2 separate regions of the Homo sapiens genome follow, and region 1 is linked to region 2. A link is an interaction called in ENCODE POLR2A ChIA-PET data of the cell type or tissue named here. Cell type or tissue: HepG2. All regions are shown on one strand. Each heading gives the region's core, and the rest is flanking DNA. Links, peaks and the distances in the headings are about the cores only. Region 1 has its middle 40 kb from the start of FOXD2. Region 2 overlaps CMPK1 (cytidine/uridine monophosphate kinase 1).

Region 1 (9,056 bases), core at 758-8,757, 140 kb before region 2:
GAATTCAAACCCCCCAGTGACCGAGTTATGGGACCACTTCGTCTCCCACATCTGGACAAGCTCCTGTGGCCTCCAGGCACAGAGTGAGGTAAGCACCAAGGCAGAGGCTGGTGTGAATTAGGGCTCCTTGCCTTCCTGCTCCCACACTGGGCTCTGAAAGTCTCTCCTCCCCCAAGTCACTGCCAAGGGCTGGGCCTGGAAACTCCTCCCAGCCCTAATCCACTACATCCACCATCAAAGCCCCACTTGATTACCTACCGCAGAATGACAGGCTTGGATAGAAACTAACAAGCCTCTGTGTGTCAGAAACAACTGTTCTGACAATTTGCTCCTGAGCCTCCACCTGCCAGCTGGGGCAGTCCAGCATCCCATCCTTTGGAAGCCTCTCCCGCCTCTCCTCACTCCACATGGAGGCATCTGTCTATTATGTGCCAGGCCTTCAAGCGCATTATTACATTTCATCTTCACATTTCTACTTCAAAAGAAGTAGATACTATTATTATCCCTATTTTACAGAGTACAAAACTGAGGCTTAGAGAGGTGAAGTACTTACTCAGAACTATACAGCAGAAATAAACAGGGTAAGATCTATCTGACTACAAAACCAGTGTGCTTTGCCACTGCACTACCCACCCTCAATCCCTTCCCAGTCCTAGCACCAGGCCAGCATGCAGTAAGTCCCGTGGATGTTGGTAGGGTTCAGCTTCTTTGGATCAGTGGGGCCCTAAGAGTTCTTTTTTTTCTTCTTGCTCTGTCGCCCAGGCTGGAGTGCAGTGACTTGATCTCGGCTCACTGCAACATCCACCTCCTGGGTTCAAGCAATTCTCCTGCCTCAGGCTTCTAGTAGCTGGGATTACAGACATGCATCACCATACCCGGCTAATTTTTGTATTTTTAGTAGAGACGGGGTTTCACCATGTTAGTCAGGCTGGTCTTGAACTCCTGACCTCATGATCCACCTGCCTCAGCCTCGCAAAGTGCTGGGATTACAGGCATGAGCCACCGCGCCCCGCCCAAGAGTTCTATGAAAATACCCAAAGGACATGATGAAACAGAGAGGGAACCTGAGAACCCAGAGTTTCAGAACTCAAGCTCAAGAACAAACTTGCCGGTGAACACAAACATGAACACACATATGCATCCACACACACATCCTTCAATAAGAGAAGGGCCAGTCTTCATTGCTTTTCCATGTAAGATGTGTCTGAACAGAAGTTTCTGCTGCCAAAAACCATCTGAAGAGCAAACCATTGCTTCCAGAGTCTCTCCAGATGAAGGACCCCCTCTTATCTTCCCAATGAGCAGGACAGGGCAGCCTCCCCAGCTCCTCCCATTCCAGTCCCTGGGTGCCAGAGCAGGACTTCTTGCCGACCCAGCAGGTGGGGCTGGGCCTCGGTGGAGAAGCCCCGGAAGGATTTAGGAAGCATGGGGCAGCCTGTGGGTGGGATCATCCCAGGGAGAGAGAGGCTGGAGACAGGGAGGAGAGTATTTCCGCCAAAAATGCTTAACCTGAAACTAGTAATGAAGAAACACTCAAAAAGTCTAAATCAAGGGACATTTTGCTAAATAACCAATCTAGACTCTTCAAAAATGTCCATATCATGAAAGATGACCCCAAAAAGAGGCTGAGAAATTGTTTGAGATTAATGGCAGCTAAAGAGACATGACAACTAAAACAAAATGTTCTAGAGGACATTATTTACAAAATTGGGAAAACTTGGAAACAGGCCATGTATTATATAATAGTATATAGCATGAAAGTTAAAATTTTAGGGCAACAATTATATTGTGGTTATAGAGGAGAATGTCCTTTTTTAAAGAGATGCATGCTGAAATTTGAGGGGTGAGGTCTGTTACTCACAAATGAAGAGAGAGAGGTGAGGAGGAAGGAGGGATGCAGGGAAGGAAAGAAGAGAGAGAGGAAATATGTTAATGATTGGTGGATCTAGATGAAGTGCATAGGAGTATTTGTTGTATGATTCTTATTGTTCTGTTCTTCTGATTTGTTCAACATGAAAGGTAGGGGAGGGTTATTTAGCTAGATTGAGAAAATAGGAGATGGCATCCCAAAGTCAGAGGTAGGAATGACTATAGGGTGGATGGGGGAAACAGTGGAGCCAGCCTGCATTGAGAGAGAAGGATGGGGATGGGGAGTCTCCTGAAGCCAGATCACACAGTGCTTTCAAATCCAGGAGGAAGATCAGCTCTGGTCCCACGGAGCAAAGGGCAAAAGAGGATGGAGGGGAGGTCTTAGGGCAATGCATGGGGCAGCAGTGTGGGTGGGATGATCCCGAGACAGAGAGAGAGAAAGAGATAGAGTGAGACAGAGAGACAGAAGCAGACAGAGAGCAATGAATAGAGATAGAGGCAGAGAGAGAGACTTGAAGCAAGGAGAAGCTGAAAGAGAAGAGGCCCGGCCAAAAGCTCTGGGACAAGATCGGCCAAGATGAGTCTGAGCTCATGCATCAGCAAGTCCTGGCAACAGATGGAGAGGCCAAGAGGTGAGGGGTGGTGAAGGTTCACAGGCTTGGACACCAGCTCACCCTATCCTGGCATTTTTGTGGCACACGCGCACCCAGTTTGGGTGCAGCTGGCGAGGCAGGAAGAGGGACTTTGGGTGGCAGTCCAGCCAGGACCAATCCCTACACCATCATCACTGCCTTGGTTTTCTTTGCCCATGTAAGGGTGACCATAGCCAGGCCCACCTTATGGATTGGTTGTTGCGAGCACTGGCAAGCTAGAGTCTGTGAAGTGAATGATAAATAGAAGAAACTCAAAAAGTGAGTAATAAATAAAAGCTGTTACACCATAACCCCTACTAACTCTCACCCACGAAATGGGGATTCACACATCTGCTGCTCTAGGTGTGGACGCAGCCGTGAATGAAGCAGACAAAAAGCCCTGCCCTCCAGAGAAACAGACAGTAAACAAAACACACAATTAAAAGATACAGTGTGAGATGGCAGGAAGTGCTGAGGAGAAGGACAAGGCAGCGGGGGAGAGGGGGTACCCAGGTGATGGGACCAGGCAAGGCGGGTTCCATGCAAAAACTGCTGTCCAAGAAAGGTTCACTGAAAAGGTGACATTTTGGCAGAAACTTTTTTTTTTTTTTGAGACGGAGTCTTGCTTAGTTGCCCAGGCTGGAGTGCAGTGGCACGATCTCGGCTCACTGCAAGCTCCACCTCCCAGGTGCACGCCATTCTCCTGCCTCAGCCTCCCGAGTAGCTGGGACTACAGGCGCCTGCCACCACGTCCGGCTAATTTTTTTTGGTTTTTTTTTAGTAGAGATGGGGTTTCACCATGTTAGCCAGGATGGTCTCGATCTCCTGACCTCGTGATTCACCCGCCTCGGCCTCCCAAAGTGCTGGGATTACACGCGTGAGCCACCACGCCCGGCCAGAGAAACATTTTACTAAGAGGTAAGGGAGGGAATCTACCAGATCTGGGAAGACCGTTCCAGGCAGAGAGAACAGTTTCGTGCAAAGTTTTTCAGGTGGGAGGAAAAACCCTGAGGCCCAAAGGGAGAGAGGAGGAGCAAGAGGAGGGGAGGGGAGCTGGGGGGTCTAAGCCAGGCTAACCAACATGTTCACCCATCCCTCTGGCTCCAAAATTGACAACAGACTGAAGGGAAGTGGGGCAGAATTTAGGAAGTTAACTTAATAATCCAGGAGTCAGATCCAGGAGATGATGGTGTCTGGGACCTGGAGGGTAGCGGTGGAGGCTGAGAAGTGGTTGGATGATGAATAATTGTTTGAGGGTAGAATCAGCAGGGTTTCCTGCCTGGTTATTGAGGAGTCTAGAGAAATGTGTATGAAGGTCTCAGTGCACATGCCACGGGCATAGACCTGACCCTCAAGTAGAGGCTCCATAAGTGGGCTGTTAGGCCCCACGCAGGACCGCGTGGAAAGCAGCTGACAAGGAACAGCATTGCACCAAAAGCCTCTATAGTGCAGCCAAGCAAGAAAGGGGTATCCCCAGAGCCTGTGAGCCCCTCCCCTACCACTCCCTGCCCGAATAGGACCGCAGAGGCCACAGGTTACGGAGAGGGAGCTCACACCCCGGCAAAGATTGATGCCTTTTAAACAGACCCAGAGTGAGAAGGACAGAGAAAGTCAATATTTGTCCGAGCAAGCCAAACAGGCCGGCTCGCCCAGGAATGTGAGGGAGGGAGGGAGGCCCAGTGCCCAGAGAACATTATTTCAACAGACAGATATTTGGAAACCGTCGCTGTCCTGGGGATGGGGGAAGGGGGCAGTTCACCCAGCCCTCATTCCTGCCCAGGGATGGATGGGACCAGGCCTGGCAGCAAGGGGGTGAGAAGGGAGGGGACAAAGGGACAGTGGGGAGGGAAAAAGCAGATCAGGGCAGAGGAGCTGGAAACTGAGGGTCAGAAAGGGGAAGGGATTACCCAGGACATACAGGTGAAATCCTCCAATGGTTTTTCACATCTTTCAATTCAACTGCAAACATTGTAGCCTGCTCTAGGCGGCTTTCCACCATCCAGACCCTGCCTACCTGTCTTGTCTCACCTCCCTGCACCCCCAGCGAATCTGAGCATTTTATGGTACCAAAGCACACCCAGTGCTCAGCTTGCTTTTGCATACACCATTCCTCCACTGGACACACCTTTTTTTAACTCTGATTCATTCTTCAAAACCTAGTTCAAGGTTCACCTGCACCAGCAGTCTTCTTGTTTGAGGTTAAGAGCTGGAGGCTCAAATCCAAAGAGGGCGGGACTTGCCAGTTACTGGCTGTAGAACTTTAGGCAAGTTCCTTGACCTTTGTAAGTCTTAGTTTTCTCATCTGCAAGATGGTGTGGGAGGCCGAATAATGCTCCCCACCCTCAAGATGTCCACATCCTCATCCTCAGAGTCTGTGAATATGTTACCTTACATGGTGAAAGGGACTTTGCAGATGTGATTAAATGAAGGATCTCAGATGGAGAGATTATCATGGATTATCAGGGTGGGCCCAGTGTAATCACAAGGGTCCCTATAAGAGGGAGGCAGGAAGGTCACAGTGAGACCAGGAGATGTGATGATAGAAGCAGAGATTGGAGAGATGCAGGGGCCACAAGCCAAGGAATGCAGGTGGCCCCTAGAAGTTAAACAAGGTAAGAAAATAGATTATTCCTCAGAGTCTCTAGAAGCAACAGCCCAGCTAACACCTTGACCTTAGTCCAGTGAAACTTGTTTTGGACTTCTGAACTCCAAACTGTAAGATGATAAATTTAGGTTGTTTAAAGCCGCTAAGTTTACAGTAATTTGTTACAGCAATAGGAAACTAATTCAGCTAAGTACCACATTCATACCTACCGCCAAGGTTCTTGTAAGTAAGAACTAAATAACTTTATATATAAAGTTATAGTACATATATATACTATATCTATATAGTTTATATATATTTAAAAGTGACTGTATATATACATATATATATATATATATACACTTACAAGAACCCTGGAGGTAGGTATGAAGACCCCTTAGCATTGTACCTGATAGAGAGAAAGGGCTCAGGGGCTGTTGAGTATCCCTGTTGGTGCTACCACGTCTACATCCCGGCCTCTTCACAATCCCTTCCAACTTGGTCTTTAATGTCTGTGTGCATCTCTGCCTGCTTCTCCAGATAGTGAGCAATTTAAGGGCAGGCACACAGTGTTATATTAGTCTTGGTATCGTCAATACCAGGCACTTAGCAAATGCTCAAAAAATGTTGAATGAATAAGTGAATGAATGAATGAATGAATGCTGGCATTTGTCCATGCACAATGTGGCTTTAATCATACAAATTCGACAACCATGGGACCAAGCTTTAGAATCCAAACCCCAGAAGCGATCTCTGGAAATAGTTGGGTCCTGAAGGGCGGACAGGTGGATGGAGGATACCAATCACCCACCTAGGTTTGTCTCGGAATTTCCAAGTAGCTTCTCCTTGCGACACTGCAAGAAGCTGAGGTTTCTTTTTTCTGAGACAGGATCTGGCTCTGTCACACTAGCTGGAGTGCAGTGGCGCAATCTTGGCTCACTGCAACCTCTGCCTCCCAGGCTCAAGCCATCTTCTCACCCCAGCCTCCTGAGTAGCTGGGACCACAGGCGCACAACACCACGCCTGGCTAATTTTTGTATTTTTTGTAGCGACAGGGTTTCACCATGTTGCCCAGGCTGATCTCAAATTCCTGAGCTCAAGCAATCCACCCACCTTGGCCTCTCAAATTTCTGGGATTACGGGCGTGAGCCACAGCGCCTGACTCGAGAAGCTGAGGGTCGTACCCAGAGAGATGGTTGACAACCTCTGGACCCAGGTTCCCACAAGTGGCTGCTGCCTCCAGGTCAGAGGTAGTGCCTGGGAAGGCAGCACATGTGGTCAGCAGATTTGGGCATGCATCACAGTGATGAGGAAGTAGATGGTCAGCATCCAGTGGCCTTTACTATGTGCCAGATATGTGCCTTGTGTAGTGTAAAGTGCTTTACATCATTTTTTCATTTCATGCTCAAGTGTCTGTTATTCTTCCCATTTACCAGGGAAGAAACTGAAGCTTAGATAGGTTATGCAATTTGTCCAAAATCACACAGCTTGCAAATCCCCATGCTGCTTGCCTCAAGAGCCTGTTCTTATCACCACCACCCTCCACTGCCTGTCAAGCTGTCATGTCCTTAGATTTGTGTTGTACCTTCTATAGAAGCTGGATGGGACCTCAGGACAGACAGCTTGGTATATTTATTTTTGCCCCCTCTAAAGTCATTCAGCAAACATTTATCAAGCCTCGTCTGGGTCAGGATCTGCTCTGGGCATTGGATTCGGAGAGGTGACCCAAGCAGAGGGACAGGCCCTGAACAATTGCAGCGCAGTGCTACATCCTGAAATAGTGGGACATATGAGGCCATGGAAGACCAGAGGAAGGCATCGATATCTGTTGGGCTTCAGAAATAAAGCTCCCTCAGGAATAGCCAAACACATGGCAAGGGGTACCCTTTGAAAGAAGGAATTCCAAGCCAAGGGAACATCATATGCAAAGGCCCAGAGGAAAGAAAGTGGGACACTCAGGAAAGCACAGATCACTGAGGGTGGCTGAAAGGTAGAGGTCAGAGAGGAATGAAGCTGGAGCATGAGCAGGGCCATATGTAGACCACAGTACTGAGGATGCATTTGAGCCTGAGGGCAACAGGATGCTACAGAAAGGATTTAAGCAAGAGAAGGGCTTGGTCAAATTGTACAATCTTCTTAAAATAATAACACCAATATCTATCATGTATCCAGTTCTTGTTATGTCTCAGCTACTCTTCTAAGCAACCTACATGGATTAATTAACTTAATCATCACTACAGCATCATTGCTATCATATAACATCTTCAGTTTACAGACGAGAAAACTGCAGCACAGAGAGGTTGAGTAACTTGCCCAACATCACACAGCTAGTAAGTGACAGAAATGAGATTTTGAACCCAGATCATCTGGCTCTAGATCTGAGGTACTCACTCTGGCTGAACTCTTCTCCTGGGACGCAGGGTTTAGATGTGGCTGTGTGATACCAGAACCCAGCATAGGGCAAAGCAAAGAGGAATTGTCCAGGAATTCTGGGCGAGGCTGCCCAGCAAGTGGGCCTGGCTCAAGGAGATGGAATCTGCTCTTCAAGCTGCTCTGGGCCCAAGGCAGCTGGATGACTACTCACAGCCCTGCCTCCCTTGGACTTGAGTCTCCAGGACTGGCTGATGCTTCAGGAGCTCCCCTCTGCCCCAGAGCCCACCCTCCCACAGCGCTGCTGTGAGTTCTTGGGCATTGCCTTATCATCTTCCCAGATTTCTTTGGGGTTTTTCCCAGCTCTAATTTTCTGAAAGCCCTTCCGCTTTGCTGCAGATCCTATCTCCCTGTGTGTTTCCCATTAGCAAAGCGATTAGCACTCATCCATTTACATAAGCACAGAGGCCCCCCAGACCCAAGCGAGCCACGGCCTCTCCTTGGCTAGAAAGGAGTTCCCCTGGCATAATCTGCCCAAATACCTTCTCAGCAGCCACTTGTCTTCTCTAGGTGCCTCAGTTTCTTTATCTATAAAATGAGGATAATGATATCACATACTTCACAGGCTGTTGCGATGGATACCTGTATGATAAGCATAAGCAATGTGTATTCAATGTAGTACTATACATAGGGGTTATAACTATTATTGAAGTTATTACTGCCATCCGATCATCTTAGTTAAAGAAAGACAGGTAAACTGAACATCCAATTCTGTCATAACCATTCTCTTTTTTAAAGAAATTAATAACGCTTTTTTGACAAATAGAAGTACGTATATTTAGGGTTTATGACATGGTGTTTTGATGTACATTGTACATTGTAAAATGATTATCACAATCCAGCTAACTAACATATCTATCCCTCACATAGTTACCATGTTTTTGTTGTGTGTGCTGAGCACTTTAAGATCTACTCTCTTAGCAAACTTCAAGTAGCCAATACAGCATTATTAACTATAGTTATCATGTTGTACAATAAATCTCTTGAACTTATTCTTCCTATCAAACTGAAATGTTGTGCCCTTTGATCAACATCTCCCCAACATCCCCTCCCGCCCACCCTAGGCGCTGGTAACCACCATTCTACTCTCTGCTTCTATGAGTTCAACTTTTTTAGATTCTATGTATGAGTGAGATCATACAGTGTCTGCCTTTCTGTGCCTGGTTTATTTCATTTAGCATAATGTCCTCCAGGTTCATCCTCATTGTCAGAACGGCAAGATTTCCTTTTTAAAGGCTGAATAGTATTTTGTTGTATGTGCACGTTTGTGTGTACGCGTGTGTGTATACACATCTTCTTGATCCATTAATCTGTTCACAGACACTTGGATTATTTCCACATCTTGGCTATTGTGAACAATGCTGCCGTGAACATGGACGTGCAAAGGTTTCTTCAACCTTAGACCCAAAAGTTAGATTGCTGGGTCTGTCACAGACATTCTGAACAGCAAAAAGGAACAAACCCACATCAAGAATCATTAACTCCTGGCAGGCAGTGAGGGAGGAGCTTTCATGACATTTCATGATGCTCTGTCATCTAAT
Region 2 (9,056 bases), core at 594-8,593:
AAAAAAAAAAAAAGAAAAAATAATAATAATTTACAGTTGAACTTTAATACCTGCAAAGTTCTTTCATATCTGTTTGCATTCAAGGGAGTGTTTTTTGAGTCAGCCTCACGTATGTCGGTTTACCCTCTCACACTTTACTCAGAATTGAATCCTTCAGTAACCCTATACAAGGATAACTGCTCTAAGCGTTTTTCCATCTCCCAACTGCTTCTTTCCCACTGTCCTTCAAAATTGAGCTCATACACATCACCTCCTCTGGGAAGCCCTCCCTGACTCATTAAATTGACATTTAGATGTCCCTTCCCTAAACGTCCCTAAATGGGATATTTGGTATATTTATATCATAGGATTTATCATTCTATCCTGTAGTCATCACCAATTAATTTCCTTGTTTCCTCACTACATTGTAAACTTTTGGCAGCAGGGTCTGTCGTCTTTTTTTTTTTTTTAAGACATGGTCTTGCTCTGTTGCACAGGCTGAAGCGCAGTGGCGTGATCATGTCTTATTGCAGCCTTGAATTCTCTTTCTCAGGTGATTCTCTCACCTCAGCCTCTCAAGTAACTGGGACCACAGGCACGCACCACCAGGCCCAGCTAATTTTTTGTAGAGATGGGCTTTTTTTTTTTTTTGAGACGGAGTCTCTCTCTGTCATCCAGGCTGGAGTGCAGTGGCGCGATCTCGGCTCACCGCAAGCTCCGCCTCCTGGGTTCACGCCATGCTCCTGCCTCAGCCTCCTGAGTAGCTGGACTACAGGCGCCCGCCACCATGCAGGGATGGGCTTTTGATGTTTCCCAGGCTGGTCTTGAACTCCTTGGCTCAAGTAATTCTTGCACCCTGGCTTCCCAAAGTGCTGGGATTACAGGCATGAGCCACTGCAACTGGCCAATCTGCGTCTTCTGACTCAACTCAACAACCAATATCACAGTGCCTGGCTCTCAAAAAATGTTTTCTGAATAAATGACAAGTACAGGGAAGTTTTGTGGGTTTTTTTGAGACTTTTTTTTTTTTGAGACGGAGTCTCACTCTGTTGCCCAGGCTGGAGTGCAATGGTGTGGTCTTGGCTCACTACGACGTCCTCCTCCCAGGTTCAAGCGATTCTCCTACCTCAGCCTCCGGAGTAGCTGGGATTACAGCCTCCTGATCCACCCGCCTTGGCTCCCAAAATGCTGGGATTACAGGTGTGAGCCACTGCGCCCGGCCAGGAAAATATTTTTTAAAAATACACAGAGGGCCGGGCATTGTGGCTCATGCCTGTAATCCCAGCACTTTGGGAGGCCAAGGCAGGTGGATCACTTGAGGTCTGGAGTTCAAGACCAGCCTGACCAACATGGTGAAACCTCATCTCTACTAAAAATACAAAAATTAACTGGGTGTGGTGGCATGTGCCTGTATTCTCAGCTACTCGGGAAGTGGAGGCACAAGAATTGCTTGAATCCGGGAGGCGGAGGTTGCAGTGAGCAGAGATCACGCCATTGCACTCTAGCCTGGGCGACAGAGCAAGATTCCGTTTCAAAAAAAAAAAAAAAATACAAATGGTTAATTATGCCATTTCACTTTAAAAAAAGAATTGCCGGGCGCAGTGGCTTATGCCTGTAATCCTAGCACTTTGGGAGGCTGAGGCGGGTGAATCACAAAGCCAGGAGTTTGAGACCAACCTGGCCAACATGGTGAAACCCCATCTCTACTAAAAATACAAAAATTAGCTGGGCATGGTGGCAAGTGCCTGTAATCCCAGCTACTTGGGAGGCTGAGGCAGGAGAATTTCTTGAACCCGGGAGGCAGAAGCTGCAGTGAGCTGAGATGGCACCATTGCACTCCAGGCTGGGCAACAGAGTGAGACCCTGTCTCAAAAAAAAAAAAAAAAAAGAAAAAAGAGAAAAAGGAAAAGATTCTCAAAAATCTCAGAAAATAGATTAACAAATTTGTAAAAATTAAAATAATCTTCCAAGATGATATTCATATACTTTTGATAGAAATATAATAATGTTTGTGATGGTTAATTTTTGGTGTCAACTTGACTGGATTAAGGGATACCCAGATAGCTGGTAAACATTATCATCTGTGAGGGTATTTCCGGAAGAGATTAGCATTTGAAGCAGTCGAGTGAGTACCAGCCTGGGCAACACAGTGAGACCTTGTCTTTACAAAAAATAATTAGCCAGGCCTGGCTAATTGGGAGGCCGAGGCGGGCAGATCACCTGAGGTCAAGAATTCAAGACCAGCCTGGCCAACATGGTGAAACCCTGTCTCTACTAAAAATACAAAAATTAGCCAGGTGTGGTGGCAGGCACCTGTAATCCCAGCTACTCGGGAGGCTGAGGCAAGAGAATTGCCTGAACCCAGGAGGCGGAGGTTGCAGTGAGCCGAGATCACCCCACTGCACTCTAGCCTGGGTGGCAGAGCAAGACTCCATCTCAAAAAAATAAAATAAAAAATAATTAGCCAGGCCTGGTGGTGTGAGCCTGTAGTCCCAGCTACTCTGAAGGATAAGGCAGGAGGATCGCTTGAGCCAAGTGGCTGCAGTGAGCAGTGATAGAGCCACTATACTCCAGCCTGGGGGACTGAGCAAGACCCTGTCCCCAAAAAATAAAAATTGGCCAGGATCAGTGGTTCACACCTGTAATCCCAGCACTTTGGGAGACTGAGGTGGGTGGATCATGAGGTCAGGAGAGCGAGACCATCCTGGCTAACACGGTGAAACTGTCTCTACTAAAAATACTAAAAAATTAGCTGGGCGTAATCCCAGCTACTCGGGAGGCTGAGACATGAGAATCGCTTGAACCTGGGAGGCAAAGGTTGCAGTGAGCCGAGATCACACCATTGCACTCCAACCTGGGCGACAGAGCAAGACTCTGTCCAAATAAATAAATAAATAATAAAAAATAAAAATAAAAATCTTAAAGTAGACTCTATTAGTCCATTCTCACACTGCTATAAAGAAATACCTAATGAAACACTGTCTCTGCTAAAAACACAAAAATTAGCCAGGCGTGGTAGCACACACCTGTAATCTCAGCTACTTGGGAGGCTGAGGCAGGAGAATCTCTTGAACCTGGAAGGCAGAGGCTGCAGTGAGACAAGAGAGTGCCAAGGTTCTCTAGCCTGGGGGTGACAGACTGAGTGAGTCTCTGTCTCAAAACAAACAAACAAACAAAAAAACACAAATGAATTAAATCTATAGGTAAAGAACTGAAAGGATATCTATGATACAGTCAGCAAAAAATACACTAATCTCACTTGAAGGTAAAAAATATAAATATTTGCATTTTTGTTCACAAGAACATTGAGAAAGAGATGGGAAAGCAGTTCATAACAAGCAGTTACTACTGGTGATCTCAGGATTAGAAAAGATGTAACATTTTCCCTATGGGCATGTGTTACTCTTATAACTTAAAATGGAAAGGCAAAAAATGAAAGTTTTCAAAATTAAGGGCAGTAAATAATCTGAAGATCTCCCCTCCTCCAAGTTCTTAACAAAAATCCCATGTCATAAGCACCCTTAATCAAACAGTGGTGCTTCTGAAGAGTCAAGTATCCTGTGGACCAGATAATGTAAACTTTCTTAAAAAAGAAAAAATTTGCCAGGCATGGTAGATCATACCTGTAATCCCAACACTTTGGGAGGCTGAGGCGGGCGGATCACCTGAGGTCAGGAGTCCGAGACCAGCCTGACCAACATGGAGAAACCCCGTCTCTACTAAAAATACAAAATTAGCCGGGCATGGTGGCGCATGCCTGTAATCCCAACTACTCAGGAGGCTGAGGCAGGAGAATCGCTTGAACCCAGGAGGCAGAGGTTGTGGTGAGCCAAGATCGTGCCACTGCACTCTAGCCTGGGCAACTCAAACTCTGCCTCGAAAAAAAAAAAATTATTATTCCACCAGAAGGAAAGAAGCATATTCTTAAACACTGGACCTTAATATCCAGTGGATTTTCCTATCTAGTTTCTTCTGAATGCTGCTCTGTTTGAGAATTTGTAATGAGGAGCTTGGAAATCTGCTCAGCAGATTTTCACAACCATATCATTGATTCATTCATTGAGAGTAAACAAAAGTGTTACATGAGAAATCTGAGGAAGACAGGCTGGGTACGCTGGCTTACGATGCAATCCCAGCACTTTGGAGACTGAGGTGGGAGGATCGTTTGAATCCAGGAGTTTGAGACTAGCCTGTGCAACATAGGGAGACCCCATTTCTCTTTTTTTTTTTTTTGAGACGGAGTCTTGCTCTGGGGAGACCCCATTTCTACAAAATAAAAAAAATTAGCTGGGCATGGTGGCATGCACCTGTAGACCTAGCAACTTGGGAGGCTGAGGTGGAAAGATCAGTTGAGCCTGGGAGGTGGAGGCTGCAGTGAGAATGAGCCACGATTGTGCCACTGCACTGCAGCCTGGGCAACAGAGGGAGAGCTCATCTCAAATAAATAAATAAATAAATAGGAAAGAAAGGGAAAGGGGAGGGGAGGGGAGGGGAGGGGAGGGAAGGGAAGGGGAGGGGAGGGAAGAGGGCAGCCGGATGCGGTGGCTCACGCTTGTAATTCCAGCACTTTGGGAGGCTGAGGCAGGCGGATCACCTGAAGTCAGGAGTTTGAGACCAGCCTGGCCATTATGGTGAAACCCCATCTCTACTAAAAATACAAAAATTAGCCACGCGTTGTGGTGGGTGCCTGTAATTGCAGCTACTCAGGAGGCTGAGGGAGGAGAATCGCTTGAACCCGGGAAGCGGAGGCTGCGGTGAGCCGAGATCATGCCACTGCACTCCCGTCTGGGCGACAGAGTAAGGCTCTGTCTTAAAAAAAAAAAAAAAAAAAAAAAAGGAAAGGAAGAAAGAAAAAGAAATCAGAGGAAGACATTCAAACACTTCTGGTCCTTAAAATGGGAGAGCCAACTGCCACTGGAGCGCCCTCTGGGGATCGAATTTTTAAAAATTTTACATCTTCAGGACAAACAATAAACTCTATGAATCCAACGTATTCAACTTATAATTCAATAAGTGCTTAATAAGCAGTTACTATGTGTCAGGCACAATGTTCAACACTGGGGACACAAAGATAAATGAAATCAAGTTTCTGATTTATATATGCTTAAAGTCAATTATCATCCAAAACTTTTTCTAAGTGCAGTAAGTAGGATGGCCAGGCAAAGTAAGAGTTACCCACACAGGCCCTGGAGGAAGTTGACACAGATGATAAAATGCTTCTTGGGTGAGGCCAGGCGCAAAGGCTCATGCCTGTAATCTCAGTACTTTAGGAAGCTGAGGCAGGTGGATCACCTGAGGTCAGAAGTTCGAGACCAGCCTGGCCAACATGGCATTCATGGTGGCATGTGTCTGTAGTCCCAGCTACTTGGGAGGCTGAGGCAGGAGAATCTCTTGAACCCAGGAGGCGGAGGTTGCAGTGAGCTGAGGTCACACCACTGTACTTCAGCCTGGGCAACAGAGTGAGACCCTCTCTCAAAAAAAAAAAAAAAAGTTTTCTGGGTGCTACAGAAAGCAATTTGGCATGGTTATAAGCTTTAGTCATAATTTGTTTATGTAAGCAAAATGTTCACAATCTTTAAAAGAGAGGTTTAAATATTTCTTCCAACTAATGCATGTAAAATGGTGGTTATTTTCAAATATAAATTTAGGTTACATTGACATAATTTCATTTGGGCCAAAACAACAAATATAAATAAAGCTTAATTTTAAAAATTCAAGAATGACACAGTATTCCCATCATGATTTTATAACTAAATTATTGCACAATAATTCCATTCTGGAAACTTAACTCTAAGTATCACACTGATTTAGAAAATAGCTCATTTTCAAAAACAAATTCAGTATTAGAGGATACAGATTTACAAACAATTAGAAAATAAAACAAATTCTCCAAGTCTGGGTATTTGGTAAAAAAAAAAGAAAAGAAGAAAAAGAAAGAACAGGAAGGAGGGAGGGAGGGAAGGAGAGAGGGAGGGAGGGAAGGAGAGAGGGAGGGAGGGAAGGAGAGAGGGAGGGAGGGAGGGAAGGAAGGAAGGAAGGAGAAAAGCAAACAAAACTGAAAAACATCAGTACAAATAAATGTGCAAAATCAATCCCAAAACCTCCCTCCAATCTTTCCTTCCCAGTACAGAACACTCTCAGAAGACACTGTATCAGATTTGCCTTTACCTTCTCTAGGTCTCCAGGAGCAATTTGCAGAGCAGAATTCACCTCCAGAGAAAAAATACCAGCTTCCCTCTAACAATACCCACTTCACTAATTTCAGTGCCTTAGAGAGCAAGATATCCCTAAGGGTTTTTGGTTTTCTCTTTTTCTTCTCTTCCTGTCAACTGAAGATTCTGTAGCTAGGACTCAAATATGTACTTCTGGCAGCCTGAGTTGGAAATCAACATACTAAAGTAACAATTTCAGGTGCCCTGTGAGCTGCATTAGCTTCAGCCAGATTAATTGGAGAATTTACCGTGGATTTATGTAATTTTTTTCCTACAGGAAAAAAACCTCCAAAACTTACATTATTTTGGAATTTAGTTTATAATTGCCTGTATAAAAAAATATTGAGTCAAAATAAAGAGATTCACAAAGGAAAAAAACAACATACCGCTGACTTCACTAACAATAGATATTCCAGGCCGGGCACAGTGGCTCACACCTGTAATCCCAGCACTTTGGGAGGCCAAGGTGGGTGGATCACGAGGTCAGGAGTTCGAGACCAGCCTGGCCAACATAGTGAAACCCCGTCTCTACTAAAAATACAAAAATTAGCCGGGCATGGTGGCGCGCACCTGTAGTCCAAGCTACTCGGGAGGCTGAGGCAGAGAATCGCTTGAATCCAGAAGATGGAGGCTGCAGCGAGCCAAGATTGCCCCACTGCACACCAGCCTGGCCGACAGCGTGACACTTCGTCTCAAAAAAAAAAAAAAAATAGATATTCCAGTGTCTGTCTAGCCAGCTAGGGAATAGCAATTGCTAAATTATAAACTATTTGGAATTAGTTGATTGACAGCTTAATAAAGTTTATGGCAACTAGACTCAAGAGAATACTTTTCATTAAAGAAGATAACAGTTTAAGGTCAAATAATTGTTGAAATCTTAATAATATAATACATTACAGAACATATCTCATCATGGAATCTTGTAACTGATAATTAACAAGTTTAAAATATTATTTGCCATTACTGAACAGAATAAAGAATAATTGCAGAATGTGTAGATTATTTCATTTATGTATTTATTTATTTATTTATTTTATTTTTTTGAGATGGAATCTCGCTATGTCACCCAGGCTGCACTGCAGTGGCGTGATCTTGGCTCACTGCAAGCTCCGCCTCCCCGGTTCATGCCATTCTCCTGCCTCAGCCTCCCAAGTAGCTGGGACTACAGGCGCCTGCCACCACGCCCGGCTAATTTTTGTATTTTTAGTAGAGATGGGGTTTCACCTTGTTAGCCAGGATGGTCTCAATCTCCTGACCTCGTGATCCACCCGCCTGGGCCTCCCAAACTGCTGGGATTACAGGCGTGAGCTACTGCGCCCAGCCCTGAATGTGTAGATTATTTTTTAACCAGTGTAGTAGTATGGGTATTATTAATTTAGGTACAGATATTTTAAAGGCATATTATGATTCAGAAACAGCATACTGTATTTAAATGCATTCAAATATAACACGCATAAAGTAATTTAAAAGAAAAATACTATTTTGCAATAAAAATAACCAGGCCAGGCATGGCGGCTCATGCCTGTAATGCCAACACTTTGAGAAGCCAAGGCAGTAAGATCCCTTGAGTCTGGGAGTTCGAGACCAGCCTGGGCAATATAGTGAGCCCTGGTTTCTACAAAAACCTGAAAAAAAGTTAGCAGAGAGTGGCAGTGCACACCTGTCATCCCAGCTACTTGGGAGACTGAGGTGAGAGGATGGCTTGAGCCCAGGAGGCAGAGGTTGGAGTGGGCCAAGATGGTACCACAGCACTCCAGCCTGGGTGACACAGAGAGACTCGATCTCAAAACAAACAACAACAACAAAACCCACCAATAAAAATAACCAATATAATAAGATCAGGAAGTTTAAAGTAGAGGTAATAAGATCAGAAGTTTAAAGTGGAGAAAAAAACTATCTGCATCTGTCTCTGTGTGCCAGATATTTTACCTCATTTAATATTCACAAATACCATACAAAACAGCCATTTCTATGTTTTCCCTTTTCACAGGGAACTAAAGGCAACAACATCTCTGGGCCTAGAGAAACAGTAAATGGCAGAGTCAGGGTTTGAACCTATATCTCTTTGACTCTAAAGTCTTTGCCCCTTCCCCCATCATGCTATTTAAGAAAGATCACATATACTAAACAAAAATTTGAAATCACTCCCACTTTTCACTTGCCATTTATTTATTTATTTATTTATTTCTGAGACGGAGTCTCGCTCTGTCGCCCAGGCTGGAGTGCAGCAGCCAGTCTCTTTACTTTTTAAAAGACAAGTGACAAGGCCAGGCACGGTGGCTCATGCCTATAATCCCAGCACTTTGGGAGGCTGAGGCGGGCAGATCACGAGGTCAAGAGTTCGAGATCAGCCTGGCCAACATGGTGAAACCCTGTCTCTACCAAAAATACAAAAATTAGCCAGGCGTGGTGGCGCACGCCTGTAATCCCAGCTATGCAGAGGCTGAGGCAGGAAAATCGCTTGAACCTGGGAGGCGGAGGTTGCAGTGTGCTGAGATCGCACCACCGCACTCCAGCCTGGTGACGGAGTGAGACTGTCACAAAAACAAAAACAAAAACAAAAAAACAACAAAAGAAAGAGAACCAACAAAAAAAAATTTTTTTAAGAGGATGTAAATGTTATGTATTTTTTTAGTTGGACTAGTTCCACTTTGACACCTAAAATGATTTTTTTTTTTTTTTTTTTTTTGAGACGGAGTTTCACTCTTTCGCCCAGGCTAGTGTGCAGTGGCGCGATATGGGCTCACCGCAACCTCCGCCTTCCGGTTTCAAGCGATTCTCCTGCCTCAGCCTTCGGAGTAGCTGGGATTACAGGCGCCCGCCACCACGCCAGGCTAATTTTTGTATTTTTAGTAAAGACAACGT

The links. Peaks named below come from ENCODE experiments on the same cell type or tissue, not always from the same donor. Only the 100,000 strongest peaks of a DNase experiment are listed, where the experiment ranks them.
Region 1: POLR2A ChIA-PET joins it to region 2 with 8 read pairs; 2 of 35 experiments call an interaction of 5 or more read pairs at or near these places.

The regions. Positions count from the first base shown.
Region 1 is chr1:47,473,334-47,482,389 of GRCh38, reverse strand. No RefSeq gene overlaps it. Among named protein-coding and RNA genes, the nearest start is that of FOXD2, 40 kb to the right of the region's middle. In HepG2, for the core only: no CTCF peak of the experiment used is centred there; DNase peaks (open chromatin) are centred at 4,099 and 4,669; H3K27me3 peaks cover 6,518 bases.
Region 2 is chr1:47,335,461-47,344,516 of GRCh38, reverse strand. All of the region lies in intron 1 of CMPK1 (cytidine/uridine monophosphate kinase 1), which reads right to left. Among named protein-coding and RNA genes, the nearest start is that of CMPK1, 6.2 kb to the right of the region's middle. In HepG2, for the core only: a CTCF peak has its summit at 4,880 (motif pointing left); no DNase peak of the experiment used is centred there.